Linked DNA regions of Mus musculus: region 1 is linked to region 2. The links are chromatin contacts, found by Hi-C in ENCODE. All regions are on one chromosome and are shown on one strand. Each heading gives the region's core, a stretch centred on a gene start or an enhancer-like site at or near the end of the contact. The rest is flanking DNA. Distances are from core to core; before and after follow the strand shown. Region 1 holds the start of Polr2l (polymerase (RNA) II (DNA directed) polypeptide L). Region 2 holds the start of Coro1a (coronin, actin binding protein 1A).

Region 1 (2,700 bases), core at 175-2,674, about 15 Mb after region 2:
GTATGGGTGCCTGATGCTCCCAAAGCCCAAAGGAGTTACGGACACTTGCGAGATACCATGTTGCTTCAAGGAACGGAACCTGAGTCCTCTTAAAAAACAATCAAACAACCAAACACACAAAACAGCCAGTGCTCTTAACAGTTGAGCCATCTAGCTGGGTGTGGTGGTGCACACCTTTAATCCCAAGCACTTGGGAGGTAGAGGCAGAGGCAGGTGAATTTCTGAGTTCGAGGCCGGCCTGAGCTACAAAGTGAGTTTCAGGACAGCCAGGGCTACACAGAGAAACCCTGTCTTGAAAAACAAAACAACAACAAAAAAAACAGTTGGGCCATCTCTCTAACCCCCTGTATCTCTGCGTTTGTCTCTTGTACCCAGGGTTATGGGCTTCCAGGGTTATTTGGGAAAGCTTAGGAGACCAATATCCCCTCATCAAGGAGTACAATTCCAGGCCCCACAGGTGGACTCTGACTAAACGCCATGAACTGGTTGTTGCTACCCCACAGGCTTTGAACTCACACTAGATTTAATTTCTCTGGGACCTAGACAGCTTGAGAGGTTCCTGCCCAAGTGAAAGAGGGTCCCAGAAGGCTAGCAGCTACTCATCAGAGCTGATCTAATAGCTGCTCATTAAGCCCCACTGACTTATGGCTTGTGCAGAGAAAGAGAACCCCTTGGTGTTGACATGGTGGCCAGAGGTCTATTTTGGGGGACAGTCATAGTAGTGAGCACAAGACGATGCCCACAAAGCCTGTCCTGCATTTTAAAGGGCCCACGAGGTTCGAAGTACATAAGGGGTAGGTCGGAAAGCAGATAGAGGATAGAGAGTAGGTCGACAGGGAAGAGACTTGAGGTGTCACCCACGGGAAGGATGCTTAGAAGTTTCCCAAAGGCCAGCAACTTGAAGAAAACCACCTTCCAAACTTCTGAGAGCCTGGGCGTGATATTGCACGCCTTTAATCCCAACATCCAGGAGACAGGCAGGATTTCGAAGTGTTTCAGACCAGACTGCTTTACATAGAGAATTCAGGTCAGCCACCGAAATCCTGCCTCGAAAACAAACTAAAGACTCACTCTTCTGGGAATACATCACAGGTCTGGGCTGGAGGACATCCAGTCTTCTCACTAGACCCCACAACCCCTGCCCTGCCAATTCTCCATAGGAAATCTTATCTACCCCCGGCCCAGGACACCTCAATTTCACTCCCGGTCCGCCGCAGAACCCTCCCCATTGCCCCTCGACTTCATGCCCCCAGTCCAGCCTTCCCGTCCTGTCCCATCCCCCGCGGCCCGCCGTCTCACCCCTCCGTGTACTCGGCCTGCAGCAGACCCAGGTAGGCTTCCCATTTGTTGCCGACGATCTTCCCGCAGGTGAAGCAGCGCACCGGGATGATCATGGCGGCGTCTGGCGTGCAGGCTGCCGGCAGTAGCTTTTCAAGGCCCGCCCCAGGCGCGCCCATAGCGCGGGGCTCATTACGCCCTAGCTCCGCCCCGTAAGATCCAGAGCCCCGCCCCGCATCTCCCTGAATCCCGCCGCAGCCCTGCCCCGGCTCCCATGATTACCCTGAAGCGGCGGTGTTCCTTGCTCGTGCCCACCCGGGGCTCCGAGAGCCTCCGAGCCCGCGGCAGCATCCCGGTCCCCCCCCTCCCGCTGTGGTGGTAGATCCCGGCGCTACGGCGTCCGAGCAAGGCCGAAAGGTCCGCGGCCGGCGGTTCGCGTTTCTCGTGTTGCCTTGACTGACAGCTGCTCCGCCGTGCGGCGGCGCGCACAGGTACGGCGGTTCTAGCGGGCTGGGGTCCCGCTGGCCGGATCGCAAGCCGACTGGAGCCAAGAGGTGGTTAACAAGTGGTGGTGGCGCAGCCGGAGAGCGGGCTGCCGACTGTCCACGGCCAAGGCGGTCTTCCCGCCTCCTGGCCCGGACTCCAAGGGGTCTCGGTCTGGAGCCCTTACCCGAGGTGCCCAGGCAGAGTCCGGGCCTTGGAGTTTGGGGCGTCCTTCTCTTCGGCCGCTGCAGAACCGTCGGCGGTACGGTGTCCCGAGCCCCGACGGCGGCCTCCCGCGCTCAGTACAGTCCTCTCCTCTGAGAAGGGTCTTTTCCTGGGGAGAGGAGCAGGGCGGTGGTCCGGGAAGGCGTCATGGAGGAGGCACCCTATGAACAGACCTTCTAACCTCTTTTTCCCGGGATATTTGGCTCAGACGCGGAGATTGCGTGCGAGACTGCTAGTGGCCACAGGTCTGCCTCACCTGGACGTGACTTAAGGACTTAAGGGAATGGGCAAGGAGCTGGTTTCTGGGGAGTGTATCACCTTGGCCGCCTTCTTGTGTGTTGGGAGCTACCCTTAGGAAAACGAGGCAGCTTGCAGTGAGAAGCTGGAGAAGTTCGATAGAGCTTGGGAAGTTTGAGATCTGGTTACAGTGAAGGCTCTGGGGGGTCCTAGACATTTTCCAGGTGCCTCTGGGAAACAAACGATGGAGGGGAGGTCGGGAGGGGTCTCCTGGGTCTTGAGTGTGGCTGGTCGGAGCCACTGGCCAGCTTGGTGGTTGTGCCCCCGATGTCACCCTGGACAGCCTCCCTGGCAGCTTTTGCCATCCCCCATGGAGCCACGTGCAGAGCCACGAGCTAGGCGACTTCCCGGTCCTGTCCCCTCCCCCCAACATCCTGCCCTGGCCAGAGGGGGCAGTGGGGGCCTGTGAGTCACTGT
Region 2 (2,721 bases), core at 5-2,504:
CTGGCCTTCCAGCTCAGGGATGGCACACAGAGGGATGCAAGCCAGCTTGCCTAGGAAGGGATGCAGTAGCAGGATGGCTTCCCCAGGTTTCTGGCTACAAGAAGCAGCAATGGCTTGGGTCCCAGCATCTCCCCAGACCTCTGCTCCTAACCTCCGCTCAGAAAAAAAGCAGATGTTCTTCTGAGCCATTTCTGCTTCCGTTAAACTACACTCAGGAGAGGCCCACCCTGACTTCCCTGAGGTCCGCTAAGATGGTTACCCACTGTGGCTAGGCAGCCAGCTAGTGAAGCCCAGGGGCTGCCTCTATCCTGTGCCCAATCCCTCCTCCTTCCTGCTCAGTAAAGGAACCTCGGCTGCGCTGTGGAAGGCATCCTGCCCAGAGCCTCTATCCACCTCCCCAGCCTCACCCATCTGCTCTGCCTTAATGGGGGACTCAGCCCCTTCGTGCTGGGACTCCAGTCCTCGCACACCCCGGTATCACCAAGGAGGCTCCCAGGTCTATTAAAAATAAAAGCAGGTGAAGTGCCTGAGTGAAGTCTCCAAGACAGGAAGGGGACACAAGACCCCAGTGAGCAGTCTGGATTTGGGAGAAGGAAAGCCCAATCCAAGGTAGGGGCGGAAGATGTGCCCCACCCGGCCTCCTCCCCCACCCAGGTACCAAGCCCGGAAACCACGGAAAGGGGAACTTAGTCTTGTTTTGCACTCAACCCCTTCCTGTCTCAAAGCTCAGGGCAGCTACTTGGCTCACCCCACCCTGCATCCCCCACCTTCAGAAGCTCCCTCCCCGGGGCATAGGTTCTGAGCCCAGCTACGGCCGCTCCCAGGAGCCCACCTCCATCTTGGTCACGATGGTCCTTAGCCCTCACCTTGGAGCACTCTGGGACCTACTTGCCCCTTCGAACTCCCTCGTCCTCGATCCTCCTGGCGGGGCTCACAAACCGGCTCTCTGTCCCCAGCCTGGTGGCTCTGACAGCTCGCCCGCCCCCACAGTCCCACAGTCCTGCCCCCACACTGGCGCTGGCCCCACAGGTGGCCCATGGCAGCGTTGCCTGGCCCTTGTGACCAGCCCTCCCCCGGCGCCCAGCCTCACCTGCTGCGGAGAGCTGAGCGTGACCCCTCCCAAGTAGAGGAGGAAGGAGAGAAGGATGGAGGAGCTGCAGGCTGGCCACCGAGGATGCTCTGTCAAGACAATGAATGAGCAGCGGCCGTGCGCCGGCCTCCTCCGGGTGGTAGCGCCCCTTTGGGCGGAGCTCATGGAGGCCCGGCCCTTCGCTCCAGGGCTGCAAGACTGGGACCGCTCCCCATGCTGTCAGCTCCAACCCCCGAACAGATGCTGACGCGAATCAACTCTTCTTTTAATGTCAGAACGCAAAAATATCCCGTTCCTTCATCCCTCCCCCAGCCGCCCGCTGCCTCCTCGAGGTCCTTTCCCTGGCACCGGAGAAAGCTTTAGAACGGCTTCAACCAGCTTGAGAGCCTTCTCTGCTACAGGAGGGACCTCTCCTGTCGTTACCCCAAATGGATTTCTGGGAGGCCTTGGGGGGGTCATTTCTCCTTTCTAGGGATTTAGGGCTTCAGCGGGGACACCCTTGTCCTCTGCTTCGTGGCATTGAGGCCCGGAAGAAGTAAAATAACTGGGCATTATGGAGCACCTGTTCTGTGCTGGGGCTATGGAGGCAAATGAGTAGTGCTCCCCCTCTAGAGAGCTCTCGGGCCATGAGAAGAGGGAGTCGGGAGTCCGTCTGACACAGTTTAAAAGCCACTGAGTACACACAGAAGTCTGATATCACACACAGCTGGGCTGTGGTCCATTCCTGTCCCTTGAGGGGAGTGGGTTGTCACGGTAGCAAGGGCAGAGGAAGAAAGGCCTTTGCTGGAACCATTGTTGTGACTCCTGGCTGTCACTCATTTGAGTGACCTTGGGCAGGTTAATTTAATCTCAGCCCCAGTTTCCTGTCTATAACAGTCTTACCTGCCTTCGTATGGAGATGGTCACTCCAAGGATAGCTGGATTTGCATCTACAGAGTGGCAGGTATTAATTAGTGTTGGGGTCTTACAGTCAGATATGGTGGCCCACACCTGTAAATCCATTACTACGGAGGCAGAGGCAGAAGGGTCAGTGAAACCAAGGCCAGCCTGGTCCACATGTAAGCTCCAGACCAAGGCTACATAGTGAGACCCTGTTTCAAAAACCCAAAAGATGTTGGTTCTTTTCATTATTGCCATTTACCAAAGCTTTGGGCTATCCTGGGAGGAAGAGGAAACACCACAAGTGGCTCTGGAGAAGGGTAGGGGGCTGAGGCGCAGTGTCAGCAAAGCTCAAGGACACAGGTGTGCTGACAGTCATCTGTAGTCAGGAAGCTGAGGCAGGAGGCCAGCCTGGGCTACATAGCAAGACCCAGTCAGAAGAAACTCTTCTTTAAGGTAGAAGTAGTTCGAAAGAACAGAAGGGGCTCCAGTTGTACTGATTAGCCGTGTGATCTTGGCCAAGAGGCCCCACCTCCCTGAACCTCAGTTTCTGTAGGAGAGAAACAAGAAGTCCTGCCCACCTCACAGCTAACGGTGCGGTGCGTAAGGTGTAGTCTGAAGTGTTCTGCAGTTACTCAGTACAGGGTTGGATAGTGCCTGAGGCTCTGTGACTGTAGCCAGCGACTCTAGAGTCTCCAGCTAAAGTGATAACAGTAATGGGGCTGAGAATGGAGTTCAGCTGGCAGAACACC

What was found. A loop is a pair of places that touch in the nucleus more often than their neighbours do.
Region 1: a loop to region 2 is called in a map of T-helper 17 cell, with 37 times the contacts of the local background. The contact joins the promoter of Polr2l here to the promoter of Coro1a in region 2. A Hi-C loop is called at or near these places in 4 of 37 maps with a recorded cell type or tissue (T-helper 1 cell, T-helper 17 cell and regulatory T cell).

The regions. Positions count from the first base shown.
Region 1 is chr7:141,473,729-141,476,428 of GRCm38, forward strand. Polr2l (polymerase (RNA) II (DNA directed) polypeptide L) reads right to left here and starts at 1,425. Exons shown (of 2, transcript NM_025593.1): 1 at 1,300-1,425. The coding sequence starts at 1,394. It overlaps Tspan4 (tetraspanin 4), which reads left to right and starts at 1,508. Exons shown (of 8, transcript NM_053082.3): 1 at 1,508-1,769.
Region 2 is chr7:126,703,562-126,706,282 of GRCm38, forward strand. It overlaps Coro1a (coronin, actin binding protein 1A), which reads right to left and starts at 1,255. Exons shown (of 11, transcript NM_009898.3): 1 at 1,091-1,255.